Linked DNA regions of Homo sapiens: region 1 is linked to region 2. Evidence: chromatin loops called from intact Hi-C (ENCODE). Cell type or tissue: gastrocnemius medialis. All regions are shown on one strand.

Region 1 (8,000 bases), 170 kb before region 2:
GGTCACCAGGCTTGCCTTCTAGCCCTGCCCCACCGACACCCACACAATCACAGTGACACCTTACGTGTCCAGATATCTCACCTCAGAGCAATGGCAAGAACCAGGCAGGGCCACCAAGACCTGTCACCCTCAGCACTGCAAAGGTCTCATCGCCTCACCCACAGGGAACCTCCCACAGTCCATTTCATTTAGGATCTGGTCCTACTGAGCCTGGCTCTACCAGCTGCCAGCTCCCAGGAGATCAGAAGCAGCAAATCTGGAGTGGAGGAGCTAACCCAAGGGTAGGAGGCAGATTCACAGCAGCAGTGAGAAGAGAACAGAAAACTGCTCAGGAAGCACGAGCACTCACCGGGGATCCTGTGCCATAGGGCAAAGAGCCCCACGCAATCTGACAGGCCCTGGAGTTGTCTCTGGAGCAGAGCAAATGCAGCGGCTGGTGCCACCGGCTGCCCGCCCCCTTCAAGTCAACTGCAGCCCTCTTTCCAATCTGGCCTTGGAATGCTCCAGCTCTTTCTCAGTGCTGGCCTCCACCATGGCCTCTGCAGCACTGAAACGTCAGCTCCTCTCTCTGGAAGCTCTCTTTCCCTGTGACTTCTGTGACATGTGGTGCCACAGCTGTCCTGCCTCTCTCTACCTCTCCCTGCCCCTCCTTCGGCACTCCCAGGCGCCATCATCCTTGGGGTCACACAGAGCAAGGTGGGAACTCCTGGTCCTGCAGCACCGCTAGCCCAGCCCTCCCTCCCCTCAAACTTCCAGTCCCACGTCTCCAACCACCTGTGGGACACCCTACCTGTCACTCTGTAACTCAAACTAGTGTTCCAAATGGATGTTTTCATCACTTTTATGTATCTGAAAATGCTCTGACCAATTTGGTTTTCTGTAACAGAACCTTCAGTTTCCTTCCGAACCAGTTTCCATTCTCCCTAAACCCCTACGGTGAATTCATCCTCAAGGTTCCTGCCGCTAAGTCCCTCCATCCGTAGTGACTCCCATAGCTCCTGTCTTATCTTTCGATGGCACTGCTGCAGAAGCTGCTTCTCCCCTGGACATGAGGCCTCCTTTGCCTATGTTTGCAGCTACACTGATTCTCTTACAGTGTGAGTCTCTGTCCCTTTCCTGACCAAGACCTTAATGTCCTCCAAACTCTCAGCCTGGCATTCAATGACTCTATCTGGCTCCAAGTCATTAGGAAGAAAATCTATTCTGTTCCTCTATCACATTTTTTGAGATCATGCGACCCTTTGAGAAGCTAAGAAAGTGAAGGATCCTCTCCTCAGAGAAACTGCAGGTAAGACGCCCCACAGCAACCCGGGGATGTCACAGACCCCCCTGAGCTGGCCACGGTCCAGGATACGAGCCCTGGATCTACTGCCTCTCCCTTCTTCTCATTTGACTACTTGCTCTTCCTCACACATGCCATTTGCCACCTCTGGGCTTATTCATGCTCAGGACAAATACTCCTGCTTCCATCAAGTCTCCCCTGGTCCCCAGGAGGTCATCTCCCTGCACACTGTCCGTGCTTCTTCTGGGGCACTTGTCCCATGTGCACAGGTCTTATCTGCCAGCCCCTGGAAAGCGGGAGCACATCCTGCTCCCAGTGACCACTAGGCCTGGCTCAGTGTAGAAAGCACTTGGTGATGGGCTGTGGCTTTAATGTAACTAATGATGACCACGAGCTTGCAAGAAGCAGTTACAGTATGTCCATTACAAGCTGTTTAAGAAGGCGGGAGAGGCTGGGCGCAGTGGCTCATGCCTGTAATCCCAGCACTTTTGGAGGCCGAGGCGGGTGTATCACCCAAGGTCAGGAGTTCAAGACCAGCCTGGCCAACATGGCGAAACCCCGTCTCTACTAAAAATATAAAAATTAGCCGGGTGTGGTGGTGGGCGCTTGTAGTCCCAGCTACTTGGGAAGCTGAGGCAGGAGAATCGCTTGAACCCGGGAGGCGGAGGTTGCAGTGAGCCAAGATCACGTCCGCACCATGGCACTCCAGCCTGGGCGGCAGAGCCAGACTCTGTCTCAAAAAAAAAAAAAAAAAAAAAAAAAAAGAAGGTGGGAGAGACAGCAGCTCCAGAAAGAGAACAGGTACAATATTTAGGTACTAAGGAAGAACACTTTAGTCCATTCTCAAATTTCAAACTTTGCCAACAGTTAGTAAGAAAAAGCACCCTCTTCCATCCACTTGTGATCAGCACAGCCCTGAGCCAGCCAAACCGCCACCTTCTCTGGCACTCAGGACCTCAAAGCCCTTATCCATTAACGGCACCATGCCACAGTCGCCACAGTCACCCTTAATGCAAAAGGGGTGCTGTGGTGTGACAGAGCTCCAGACCTAGGCAAGGCCGGGCAGGGCAGGAGAAGCCCTGGGCTCTGTTCCCTTACGAACAGTAGGGGTGATAAGGCCACCTGATGCCACACTCGCATGGGACAGTGTGTGGGAGGAGACAGTCAACTGTTGGCTGCCACCCAGACGTGAGGGCCACTTATTCCTTCCATATGTTTCACCTGCTGCTATTTCCCCAGCAACATGGAAGTGCGGCCGGAGAGAGCCTTGTGGCCCCGCTTCTCCAGAGGGTCTGAGATCGACAGGCTGCCACCAACCTCTGCTGCATGGACTCTGGCCTGATGTGCACTGTGGAGTCTGGCCCATCCCAGTACCACTTTCAGGGAGGGCTGAATGTTCCCTAAGTTAGAGGTGAGGACGTCACCTTCCCTGACCTTACAGCTACGAACATCAAGGGGAGAGGCTGCAGCTGAGCTGCACTATAGCCCCCACAGGTGCCTGATGAGCAGATGGTGCTGGAGCCACTGCTGCCCTGGACGCTGGCCTGAGCTGGGCAGGGGTCGGGTCCGGGGAGCCCTCCACTTACCTCCCCAGGCCCAGAGTCACACTGGGTCCCGAGGCAAGCCTCATCAGCTTAGTCTTTCCTTGTAAACTTCTAGGGGAAGGGGCTACAACATTGCAAGCTCCTTACACAGAAGGGAGCACGTTTTAAAGGCAAGCTTTTTTCTTTTTAGAAAGTTCTAAAGTTTCCTGTTCTGTCCTGGGCTTTCCCTGCCAGGGCCAACTGCGTGCTGCCAAGGGGAAGCGTGGCGAGGGCTATTTAAAGGCATGATGCTACCAGCTGTTTTCGGCGAGTGCCTCTCAACTTGGATCCTCATTAAGTTAGTTAACGGAGTGGGAGGAGGGGGAAAGGGAAAATGACAACTGGCTCCCACCCATTTATAGATTTTTTAAAACGCTGTTTTCATTTATTTCACTTTTTATCAGAGAAAATGGAGAGCTGCCCAGAGTACAGATTGCTAATGGCAAGAGGTATCTGTCATCTTTGAAAAAACCTTTGACCCAGAGACAAAGTATGTAGTAAGCTTTAAAAGTGTAAGCGTGTTCTAGGGGATAGTGAAGTCTTCTCACCTCCCCATTAACTGGCCAAGTGGGGCCCACAGGAGAGGGCCCTGAGTGTCAAGCTCCTCACTGAATGCACACTGTAAGGGAATCTATTTTTAGATGGCATTAGAGCTCAATATGCCTGAGGGCAAAATGAGGTTCAGTCCCTCTTCACTGATCTCAGTCTCTCTGCTCAGGGTTTCATAAAATTACAACTCGGTCCAACCCAGGAGTCTCAGTTAGGAGAAGAAAACGTAAGGACTGGGTAGGTTTCCCATGAATTCAGAGCAGAAGCAGGGCTGGCCCAGGCTTCAGCTCACAGGCATGGCATGGTGGAGGGAACTGAATCAGGAGTCAGGGGGTCTACTTTTGTGGGCCTTGGGCCCAGGGTAAATCTCTTCTGGGCTTCAGCTCCCTCACCTACAAAGCAGGGTGCCATAACTGAGGGTCCTAAGGCCGGTGGGCTGTAGAAGGTGAGGGTAGCCTGTGCGGGGCAGGCTCTGGAGCCAGGCGGACTGGGCTCGAGGCCTGGCCACACTCCTTACTCGTTGATCATGAGGGCAAGTGACTGCAGCGTTAGTTTCTTCATCTAAAAGGCGGGAGTAACTGCCTACCTTAAAGGGTTCTTGTGAGGAGTGAATGAGATGGTCTGGGTAAGCGCTTGGCATGGTACCTGGCATAAGAGATGATCAATAGATGTCAACTATTATCATGGGTACCCGCTGGGGCCAAGGGGAAGAGGCTCTGAGTCTGTGGAAACAGCCAGAAGAACGCGTGTGTGCCGAAGCGGGAAACCTGTGAGAGGTCTAGGGTCCTTGTCCTCAGTTCAGCCTTTCCCGAGGCTCCTTGGATCAGGCCCTCCCTTCTCACTGATCACACTGAGCTGGCAATCGCAGGCAGAGATGGCCAATCTCAGGCTTGGATACTCAGCCAAAGTCATGGGACACTGTGTGTCTTTTGCAATCCAGTCTAGAGCTGCTCATGGCATCCTTGTGGCATCAAAGGACAAATTCTGTAGCCAGAGGCACCTCCAGCCCTTGCGTGTCTTCTGCCCCCAAACCTACCAGGTGTACTCCTTGTGTGTGGTGTGCAGTTTTGGTCAGGGCTTGACCAGGGATGATGCTGCAGCTCTTCCTAGAAGGGTATTTAGGAATCACATGGCTCCGGCTGCCAAGAGCAGGGTGTTGGTTGGCCTGGTCCTCAAACAGCTCTCCTTCTGTCCAGGACAACATGCATCGTCAAGGGGAGGCAGTGGGGGAAGTGGAAAGAGCACTGCACTAGGAGGCACAGGACTCACAGCTCTAGCCCGGGCCCTGGCTCATTGTGTCATCCAGAACTGGGACTCCATTTCCTCACCTGTAACAGGATGATTTCTACTTAATGATCTTATGACCACCCAGTTATGGTCTGAGATATCATCCATGTGATCTTGAGCAAGCCACTTAACCCTTTTGTGTCCTGATTCTTCATCTATTAAATTCAGACACTAGCACCTCTTTTTTCTCTTTTTTAAAAAAAGTTCCGGGATCCACGTGCAGGACGTTAGGTTTACTACATAATAAAAGTGTGCCATGGTGGTTTGCTGCACCTCTCAACCCAGCGCCTACGTATTAAGCCCTGCAGGCATTAGCTATTTATCCTGATGCCCCCCGATCAACAGGCCCCAGTGTGTGATGTTCCCCTCCCTGTGTCCATGTGTTCTCATTGTTCAGCTCCCACTTATAAGAGACAACATGTGTTTGGTTTTCTGTTCCGGTGTTAGTTTGCTGAGGATAATGGCTTATAGCTCCATCCATGTCCCTGCAAAAGACATGATCTCCTTGCTTTTTATGGCTGCATAGTATTCCATGGTGTATATGCACCACATTTTCTTTATCCAGTCTATCACTGATGGACTGGGTTGATTCCATGTCTTTGCTATGGTGAATAGTGCTGCAGTGAACATATGCGTGCATGTATCTTTATAACAGAATGATTTATATTCCTTTGGGTATATGCCCAGTAATGGGATTGCTGGGTCAAATGATATTTCTGGTTCTAGGTCTTTGAGGAATTGCCATACTGTCTTCCACAATGGCCAAACTAATTTACATTCCCACCAACAGTGTAAAAGCGTTCCTACTTCTCCACAGCCTTGCTGGCATCTATTGTTTCTTGACTTTTTAATAATCGCCATTCTGATTGGCATGAGATGGTATCTCATTGTGGTTTTGATTTGGGTTTTCTCTAATGATCAGTGATGTTGAGATTTTTTCATATATTTCTTGGCTGCATAAATGTCTTCTTTTGAGAAGTGTCTGTTCATGTCCTTTGCCCACTTTTTAATGGAGTTGTTTTTTTCCTATAAATTTGTTTAAGTTCCTTGTAGATTTTGGATATTAGACCTTTGTCAGATGGATAGATTGCAAAATTTTTCTCCCATTGTGTAGGTTGTCTGTTCATTTTGAAGACAGTTTCTTTTGCTGTGCAGAAGCTCTTTAGTTTAATTAGATCCCATTTGTCAATTTTTGCTTTTGTTGCAATTCTTTTGACGTTTTTGTCATGAAATCTTTGCCTGTGCCTATTTCCTGAGTGGTATTGCCTAGATTTTCTTCTAGGGTTTTTATAGTTTTGGTTTTATATTTAAGTCTTTAATCCATCTTGAGTTAATTTTTGTATGAGGTGTAAGGAGACGGTCCAGTTTCAAATTTCTGCGTATGGCTAGCCAGTTTTCCCAGCACCATTTATTGAATAGGGAATCCTTTCCCCACTGCTTGTTTTTGTCAGGTTTGTTGAAAATCAGATGGTTGTAGATGTGCGGCCTTATTTCTGAGATGTCTATCCTGTTCCACTGGTTTGTGTCTGTTTTTGTACCAGTACCATGCCGTTTTGGTTACTGTAGTAAAGTCTGAAGTCACGTGATGCCTCCAACTTTGTTCTTTTTGCTTAGGATTGTCTTGGCTATACGGGCTCTTTTTTAGTTCCACATGAATTTTAATGTAGAATTTTTAAAAAAATTCTGTGAAGAATGTCCATGGTAGTTTAATGGGAAAAGCATTGAATCTATAAATTGCTTTGGGAAGTATGGCTATTTTCATGATACTAATTCTTCCTATCCATGAGCTTGGAATGTTTTTCCATTTGTTTGTGTCCTCTCTGACTTCCTTGAGCAGTGGTTTGTAGTTCTCCTTGAAGAGGTCCTTCACATACCTTGTAAGTTGTATTCCTAGGTATTTCATTCTCTTTGTAGCAACTGTGAATGGGAGTTCATTCATGATTTGGCTCTCTGCTTGTCTACTGTTGGTGTATAAGAATGCCTGTGATTTTTGCACATTGATTTTGTATCCTGAGACTTTGCTGAAGTTGCTTGTCAGCTTAAGAAGCTTTTGGGCTGAGACAATGGGGTTTTCTAGATATAAGATCATGGCATCTGCAAACACAGACCATTTGATTAACTCTCTTCCTATTGAATACCCTTTATTTCTTTCTCTTGCCTTATTTCTCTGGCCAGAACTTCCAATACTATGTTGAATAGGAGTGGTGAGAGAGGGCATCCTTGTCTTGTGCTGGTTTTCAAGGGGAATGCTTCCAGCTTTTGCCTGTTCGGTATGATATTGGCTGTGGGTTTGTCATAAATGGCTCTTATTATTTTGAGGTATGTTCCACCAATACCTAGTTTATTGAGAGTTTTTAACATGAAGGAATGTTGAATTTTATTGAAGGCCTTTTCTGCATCTATTGAGATAATCATGTGGTTTTTGTCTTTACTTCTGTTTATGTGATGAATTACATTTACTGATTTGCATATGTTGAACCAGCCTTGCATCCTGGGGATGAAGCTGACTTGATTGTGGTGGATAAGCTTTTTGATGTGCTGCTGGATTCAGTCTGCCAGTATTTTATTGAGGATTTTTACACTGATGTTCATCAGGAGTATTGGCCTGACATTTTCTTTTTTTGTTGTATCTCTGCCAGGTTTTGGTATCAGGATAATGCTGGTCTCATAAAGTGAGTTAGGGAGAAGTCCCTCCTTTTCAATTGTTTGGAATAGTTTCAGAAGAAACGGTACCAGATCCTCTTTGTACCTCTGGTAGAATTCAGCTGTAAATTCATCTGGTCCTGGGCTTTTTTTGGTTGGTAGGCTATTTATTACTGCCTCAATTTCAGAACTTGTTATTGGTCTATTCAGGGATTCAACTTCTTTCTGGTTCAGTCTTGGGAGGGTGTATGTGTCCAGGAATTTATCCATTTCATCTAGATTTTCTAGCTTATTTGCACAGAGGTGTTTATATAGTATTCTCTGATGGTTGTTTGTATTTCTGTGGGGTCAGTGGTGATAGCCCCTTTATCATTTTTTATTGACTAGCACCTCTTTTCAAGGAGGTTGTGAGGAGAATGGAAATGTGTATCAAGTACCAAGCCCAGGGCCCCACACAAATGCAAGTTTCAGTAGGAGGTGGTAATGCTGCAAAGGTGGTGGGAGTAGTTGGGTTATTATTGGATCGTTTCCATCTGCATAGTTTTATACAAATGGGGTAGGGTTAGTGAACGCTGCAGAGCCCCGAGCAAAAAGTGCCATAGACAGTTTTGTCGGGGGACATGAAGGCCTGTTCCTCTCGGCCACCCCTCTGCCCT
Region 2 (8,000 bases):
AGCTCCTATGATGCCACACCATGTCACACACAGACCTCCAGAAGAAGTAGGCTATGGCTTTTGAAAGTGCCAAATGTCCTCTGATTATACTACGTGAGTGAGCCTAGGAGAGATGGGCCTTCCAAGAAAATCAGATTCTGGCTGAATTATTCAATTTGGACAACGGCTATAACTTTTATACTAGCCAAAGAATAGAAAGAATATATTTTATGCATTCGACACAGGCAGTTCTGGCCCTTTATAATAAAAATGGTTCCACTGTGTGCTGGTGGACCCTTGTTAAAGGCAGCTTCTACGTCTAGACCACGGGAACACCTTTTAGTTGGAAGTGCTTTCCACTGGGCTCCTTGAGTTCCTCTGTAACAAAAAGCCCTTGGATGAGGAAGGTCCAAGAAAGTCTTTCCAGGTATTAGCGAAAACTCTCTTATTCAGATAAATAGAACTTGGCTCTGACATTTACTAGCTGTGTGGTCTTGAGAAAATTATTAACTTCTCTAAGCCTGTTTCTTCATCAGTAGTGAGGAAGATATTAATGGTACTCACCTTATAGGAGTAGAAATACAGATTAAATGAGAGTGCAGGAAAAACACTTAGCATCTGAACATCATGATTCTCTCAATTTTATAGGGAATATAGGTTAACTATTTTAGAATATATAGAGTAACCAAATCTTAGCCATCAAAGTGTTGCCTACCAAACAGACTTAGCAAACTGCGTTATTTATTTATTTATTTATTTATTTATTTATTTATTTATTTTTTTGAGATGGAGTCTCGCTCTGTCGCCCAGGCTGGAGTGTAGTGGCGTGATCTCGGCTCACTGCAACTTCTGCCTCCCGGGTTCAAGCGATTCTCCTGCCTCAGACTCCCTAGTAGCTGGAATTACAGGCACCCGCCACAATGTCTGGCTAATTTTTGTATTTTTGGTAGAGACGGGGTTTCACCATGTTGGCCAGGCTGGTCTGGAACTCCTGACCTCAGCTGATCCTCCCACCTTGGCCTCCCAAAGTGCTGGGATTACAGGCATGAGCCACTGCTCCCAGCGCAAACGGCATCATTTAAAAATAACCCGTTATTAATAAAGATTTAGAAATAAATACATTTATGAAATCCTTAAGGATGCTTAAAAATGTTTTCCTTGATTATGCTACTTACATATTTTCTCTGAAATTGTTTCACTATTCATTGGTCACCAAGTCCCTTCTTGAAGACAAAGGCAAACTTCAGTACCTATCTATATAACTAGTGACGGTGCAAGTATTCAGTCTGAATGATTCATATGGAATTAGTCACACAATCAGAATGAAGAACATATGCATAAGTGAGATTCTATTAGCTGCAGAAAACTGTCAATTCCTGAAAAGTTTATCTTCTCCAGCATTCCAATCAAGAACCTTTTTCTCTTTTCACACTATATTATCGGCAACTCATGGTTTCCACACCCACCAGCATGTTAACACTAAAGCTATATCCAGTCTCAATCTATTTCCAAGTCCCTAATCCTAAATTTCTAACTGTCTCTTGGATATCTCCCCCTGGGTGTCCAGTAGGCATTTAAAACTCATCAGGGTCATGGCATGAAATAGATGGCACACTGAAAGGGGAGATGGAAGCAAGTCTGATGAAGGCATTCGTTATGAGGTTGTAAACAGCGTAAGAGAAATCAAAAAGAGATAGAGAAGCACCCTAGGGCTGGCAACAAAGGAAAGGCATTACTTATCACTGGGATCAAACCAAAGATAACTGTAATGTCATGAGCGGGGCTCCCAGTGGAGTTGTGGCCATAGGTAGAAGACTCAAACACAGTCACGCCAGTGCAAAGAAGGGAGGACGTCAGGGGTAAGAGACATATCCCTCCTTACTCTCCTTCCACCCTCAAATCTCTAGTTGCTGAACCCAATCAAAGGCCAGAAGGTAAGAAAGTTCATTTTGATGCAGCCATCCAGGGCACACACCAAAGTGAAGCGGTCCAAATCCAGATTTACTAGTTTGGCATCCACCCCTCCCCCTACTCCCCCAAAATGTGTCCTTCCTGTGGTATTCACTATTTTGGTTGATAGGATAACTCGCTAGAGTAGTTTTTGGTCACTCAACCTTATTATCATGACCTAGACCTCTGCAGCTCCTACTCTCCTACTGCAGCATCTCCTACTTCAAGTTACTCTTCTCTCCAAGCCAGCATCCTCCATGGACTCTAGTTATCTTTACAAAACTTAAACCTTGGTGTATTCACCTCCTAGGGCTGCCATAACAAAGTACTACAGACTGGGTGGCCTCAACACAGAAATTGATTTTTCTCACAACTGTAGAGGCTGGAAGTCTAAGGAGTCAGCAGGGCTGGATTCTCTTGAGGCCTGCTTGGTTTGTAGATGGTTGTCTTCTCCCTGCGTCTTCCCTCTGTGTGTATGTGTGTCCTAATTTCCTCTTATTATAAGGACATTGGTCATATTGGGTTAGGGCCCATTCTGATGACCTCATTCTAATCTAATTACCTCTTAAAGGCCTTATCTCCAAAAACAGTTATATTCTGAGGTACTAGGGGGTTAAGGCTTCAACATATGAATTTTGAGCAAACACAATTTACTTCCAAAGCATTTTCTCTGCTTAAAAGCCTTCAGTGTAGCCGGGCACAGCGGCTCATGCCTGTAATCACAGCATTATGGGAGGCTGAGGTGGGTGGATCACTTTGAGGCCAGGAGTTCAAGACCATCCTGGCCAACATGGTGAAACCCCATCTCTACTAAAGATACAAAAATTAACTGGGTGTGGTGGCACATGCCTGTAATCCCAGCTACTCAGGAGGCTGAGGCAGGAGAATCCCTTGAACCCAGGAAGCGGAGGTTGCAGTGACACAATATCATACCACTGCACTCCAGCCTGGGTGACAGAGCAAGGCTCTGTCTCAAAAAAAAAAAAAAAAAAAAAAAGCAAGGAAAAAAAAAAAAAGCTTCAGTGCCCCTTCCCCCACCATTTTCTCTAAGACATACTCCAGATTTTTAAACTTGGCATGCAAAATGACCTTAACAACTTGGCTACCCAACTTAGTTTTCCAGCTTCACCTCTTGCATCTGCTGTTTTTGCATTCAGATATCAAGCTCCCCGAACCAACCATACTTTATACCTCCTCACCTCTGTATGTGCTGTCCTCTCTCTGTAGAATCCTCTCACATGTCCAGTAATCTGTAAAGTTATTTTTGATGCCTGAGGCAGAGCCAATTACACCCTTCACATTCCTCAAAGAAACTTGAACACCCTACTATTATAGTATGTATCACCCTGAATTGCAATTAATTCTTTACGTCTTTCTCCCGCAGTACACTGGCAATTCCTTGAAGGCAAAGACGATGTCTGTTTTTGCTTATCACTGATTCCTCTGCACCCAGAACCGTACCTGGGACACAGTAGGAGCTAAACAAATATTTCTTGAATGAAGGAAATGAAAAAATAAGTGAAAACATGAACAAACCAATAAAAGGGGAAAGGGTTTCTCTTTTGATACCTAGTACAGTGGTATGGTACTCACCAAACTTAAGAATGTACTTAATAAATGATTGCTGAATAAAATCCTGACTGAAGCATACGGGAAAATCTGAAACCATGAAGGGATCTGGAGTTATTTACTTTAAGAAAAGTTATGGAAGCTGATTATCTTTGGGGTAAAAAGGAAATGGATTTTTAAAAGCCTATAAACTTCAGGGAAGAAGCGCCAAGATACATGTGACAAGGCAATCTGAGCTCCACTCAGATCCAAGAACAAAGGGTTCCTGGTTTAAGCTATGGAAGTATCTGTTCCAGAAAGCAGCTGGGCAGAATTTCCTCACACGAATAGCTCTTAATGTATGGGAAAAAGAAAAGAGCAAAACAAAACAAGCAAAGGCAGCAAAAGGGAATAATTAGTGTAAACAGTTTAGTTTTTTTTTTAATGCATTGGACAAACTCCAAGAAGGAAAAAAAAAATGTTGTGGGATAAACATCTGTTCACTCGGAACATGACAGAGCCCTTGACAGGCTCTGCGGCCTGTGTGTGTCCTTATGTGCCCGAGGTTTATATTTATGCTTCCACTGCTCAGACAGCCCACAGAGTGGCCCAGAAAGAGAGACCTATTCCAGGCCAGGACGCACTCCTCTAACTCCACGTGGGGGTGTAGGGGCAACTCTCATTCGGTTGTGTTTGACACAACAAAAAACACACTGAAGGGAAGAAGAGCAAATACCAATTGCACATGTGGAACTGCTCTACTCCACCTGCACTGGGTTCCATCAACACTGTATTTTATTGACTGCACGGAATGCACAGAAGTGACCAGACACCACACGTTTATGGGGATTAGCACTGTCTTTCCATCCCTATGATCCTTGGTATCAAGATGTTAAGTGCAACAAGTTGTAGGAGTCTGTTTTCTTGTGCCAGATGTGCCTTTTGCAATCAGTCACTGAGTCTAGGAGTTTCTAAGAAGAGAACTCCATGAGAAAATTCATCTTCAGTTTTCAGTACCACCTGATAGTTTCTAAGAGGTGCATAGCAGTGGGCCTAGAGATGAAGCCAGATGGAAATGATCTAGCAATGTGCAATGGGCAGTGCCCTGAGGAAAACACCCACAAGGGGTGGATGGCCTCAATTCTCATCTCCATGACGATAGATCACATTACCTTAGAGCCTTGGGCCACGTGAGTCCAATTCTGAGGCCTCTGACCCAGCTCCATCAGCCCAGCCGATCTTACACAAGTCTCACCCTTAGGAGTACATTGTGTTAAGATGGGGACAGATTGCCTCACCCTTACCTTTCTTTCTGGCTGGGTTCACAACTTCTCTTGCTCTATCATCCGATTTACTCCATTTTCTCTTCCTAAGGCCCATGGCTCTCAGTTTTTCATTATTCTTATGGCATTCATGTCTAACTCTGGCATTCTATTAGATATCTGGCAGGGGTGACTGCCTTTTGCTTTTCTCCTAGACCTTTGTCCCCAGCACCATGTGTACATTTTCTGTGACCTGCCTCAAGACAAGAAAAATGTTCTTTTTCTCCCCTTAGGCATAAAGCTCTCTGGGTCTCTAAAGTCTCCCTGATAGCCAGCTACTGACTTACTCCACATAACACAAGAGGTCACATTTAACAGAATTATTCTGAGAGTGGCCAGTTGGGGCTGTTAAGAAAACTAATTCTCAAGCTGATCCTGGCCCACCTGCTGACTTGGCTGGAAGAAGCGCTGGCACCCAGAGCTTCACACTCAGAAGAAGGTCATGGGGGAAGCAGGGTGGCTGCCGGCTGGGAGGCATCTGAGGAGAGTGAGGATTTCACTAGGCTGGCCACAAAAGATGACACCACCGTCTTTTTTCGGGGGGCACCTCATTCTATCTGTCTACACACAGATATGCCTACACCCACAATAAAAATGTTTATAAATAAAAATATTTGGTACTAGTTTTGATTTTCTACAGAATTGGGACTAAAAAACCAATTTATTCTTACACTTGTGGATTAAATGGTAACTCCACAGTTTAATTTTATCTGAAAGGGGGAAAAAAACTGACATCTAGCAGTTAAACATGTCTTTGTCACTAGAGGCCTATGACACAAATCTCGATGATATTTTATGAGAACATGTATAGCTTTTCTCCACTTGTGGCTATAATTGCTGTTGGAGAAGCCCCAACATGTAAAGGTTGATGCTTCTGAATGTGCTGAAAGATGCTGGAACTAAACCATGCAGTGACAGCTATCAAAATGTCACCAATGCAGTGTCATATTCAGTCAAGATGCTTAAAAATTCAAATGTTCAACTAACACTGCTCTAGTGTGCGAGGAAGAGCATTACCTGGCTGGTTGGTAGGGAAATGAAATGAGATTATGTGCATAACAGCACTTAGGAAGAAGCCCGGTGCAGGGTTGGCTGAGCTAGGAAGAGCTATCATTCGCTGGGCACTGACTCCATAGAGTAGTGTATGCCAGACAGTAGTCTCATTACACATGTTTTAATTCAATTAATCCTCAAAACTGTGAAGTGGATACTATCCTCATGCCTGGGTAAAAGGTGACAAAAAGGAGGCTAAGAGAATACCCAGCTACTTAGTATTGGAGGCTGGATTCACATCCAGGTCTGTCTGACTTTGGAGTCTCTACTTTAACCGTTACTTAAGTTCTGGTTTCTCAAAGCATCCTGAAGAGAGCCATGTACATTTCAGGTGCCCTTTGTCTTTACTGTCCCGGTGTGAGGTATGCGCTGCAGGGCCTAGCAATGTACTCTCTTTACGTGGGCCTAAACACCCACTGGTATTTTTAAAAAGACAAAATACGGTATTTCAAGTTTCTAAATAATTTTTATTTAAACAATTACAACTCCTTGCCACTTGCTCATTAATTGAAAAGGTTTCATTTGAAATCACTAGTATTTATTCTAGGAATTAGTAGTTAGTTTGAAGAGAAGGTTGCAGTAGCTAAAATTTAAATTTATACTAATTTAGGGCACAGGAAGCAGTATATAATATAGTGAATCATGTTTCAAATGGAAAGCAAACAAAAGAGTGTCCAAATGTTTCATCCTATATCTATCAGAGTCCATTTCTGGTGCTAAATAAAATAATTAAAGATCTCTGCCCTCAGTTTACCCCAAGTGCAAAATGAAAATAGTACCTCACTCAACAGATGAGTGATTAAATTAGCTGCAGCTGGGCCAGCTTGGCATTAAGTAACTGCTGTGCAAGACTTTTTGACCGCAAAAGAGCAAAGTGGAGGGGAACAAGAGCCAAAAAGGACACACCCACCCATTTGCGCTCCCTTTTGTATTAGGAATGCAGGGCCTCAGCATTGCCCAAGGGGTTTCAGGGTAAGATGCTGGACAGGTCTGATAGACAGTTCTGGCTAACCCTTGCTTGAAAAGGGGAAGAGTTTGGGTTCTAAGTAGCTCCAGAATAAAAGGAAGAAGGGTCTTTGAGACACTTTGGGAGTTTGAGCCAAACCAGAGACTCTGAAAATGGGGAAAGCAAACTGGAATTTCCTTGAAGGCCTATCTCTAATTTCTACTTTCTACCTACCCCCAACCCAACTCTTGCTCCCATCCCCATTCCCATTCCCTGGAGTCATCTGACTGGAAACTGGCTCAAGCTCTGAGTGAGTCACTGGTTGACCCCAGCACCTAGACTCCTGGAGCCCCCCAGGAACCCTAGGAGACACAGTGAAGCCCGTTGGTACAAGCAACTCAAAACAAGAATGTGCCAACTTCCCAAAAAAAGGCAATGGTTGGGCATGTGCTCTCTGCTCCACAATGGCATTCTTCAAATGCTTTATAAGCCACTTAAAAAGAAAACTGCCTACCCATAATTCCCTGAAGACGTCTGGCTGGTTTATGCAATTTCCCAGTTATGCATCTTTCCTGTAAAGGGAATCTGTTGGAAAGCTGGCTCTGCACAATTGGGAAACTTGGGACCATCATGATTAATCATTAATAAATTCACAGAGAACCTCGCCTCATGGTTTAACTCTGCGGTAGTCTCCAGAAAATTTGAATAAATGATTCTAAATATTTTTTAAAAGCATAGATAGTAGAAATCTTCCATGTACTTTCTGACAACTCTTATACAGATTACAAATTTCTGTACTTTCCACACTCTCCCAGGAATCCATTGTCTCTAACACCTACCAGACTGCATCCTTTGCCCATTTGCCCACACTCACTATTTCATCCCACCTACCTACTCTTTATTTAAAAAAAAAAAAAAAAAACAATTTATATGTTCCTTTCTATGTTCATTTAATTTAGTTTTCTGGATCCATGTGTATGCAGTATTTGCACATGCTAGATGCTAGTGCTAAAAAAAAAAACATTAAATATTTAGGAAGTACCGCCCATGGGTTCAACTTTTTATTAGGAATAATGAGAGATAATACAAAAAAAGCCATATTTGTGTGATCGTGTGCATTGCACAAGTATGTGAATGTGTGGGTGGTGACTGTGCATACGTGCACTTCTGGGGGCTCCCTTAAATTACTGCCTCTGTAGCCT

The links. Hi-C counts contacts between places; a loop is a spot of excess contacts. Peaks named below come from ENCODE experiments on the same cell type or tissue, not always from the same donor. Only the 100,000 strongest peaks of a DNase experiment are listed, where the experiment ranks them.
Region 1: a loop joins it to region 2, with 2.4 times the contacts of the local background. A loop is called at or near these places in 2 of 110 quality-filtered maps.

What each region holds. Positions count from the first base shown.
Region 1 is chr2:28,329,201-28,337,200 of GRCh38, reverse strand. The region is part of intron 11 of BABAM2 (BRISC and BRCA1 A complex member 2); the gene reads right to left. Among named protein-coding and RNA genes, the nearest start is that of BABAM2-AS2, 23 kb to the right of the region's middle. RefSeq lists a silencer at 933-1,133. In gastrocnemius medialis, no CTCF peak of the experiment used is centred here; DNase peaks (open chromatin) are centred at 2,460, 3,100, 4,300, 4,639 and 2 weaker places; H3K27ac peaks cover 5,454 bases.
Region 2 is chr2:28,160,456-28,168,455 of GRCh38, reverse strand. The region is part of intron 7 of BABAM2 (BRISC and BRCA1 A complex member 2); the gene reads right to left. The region is part of intron 1 of LOC100505736 (a long non-coding RNA gene); the gene reads left to right. Among named protein-coding and RNA genes, the nearest start is that of BABAM2-AS2, 150 kb to the left of the region's middle. In gastrocnemius medialis, no CTCF peak of the experiment used is centred here; DNase peaks (open chromatin) are centred at 3,765, 4,075, 4,675 and 5,235; H3K4me3 peaks cover 1,231 bases; H3K27ac peaks cover 5,364 bases.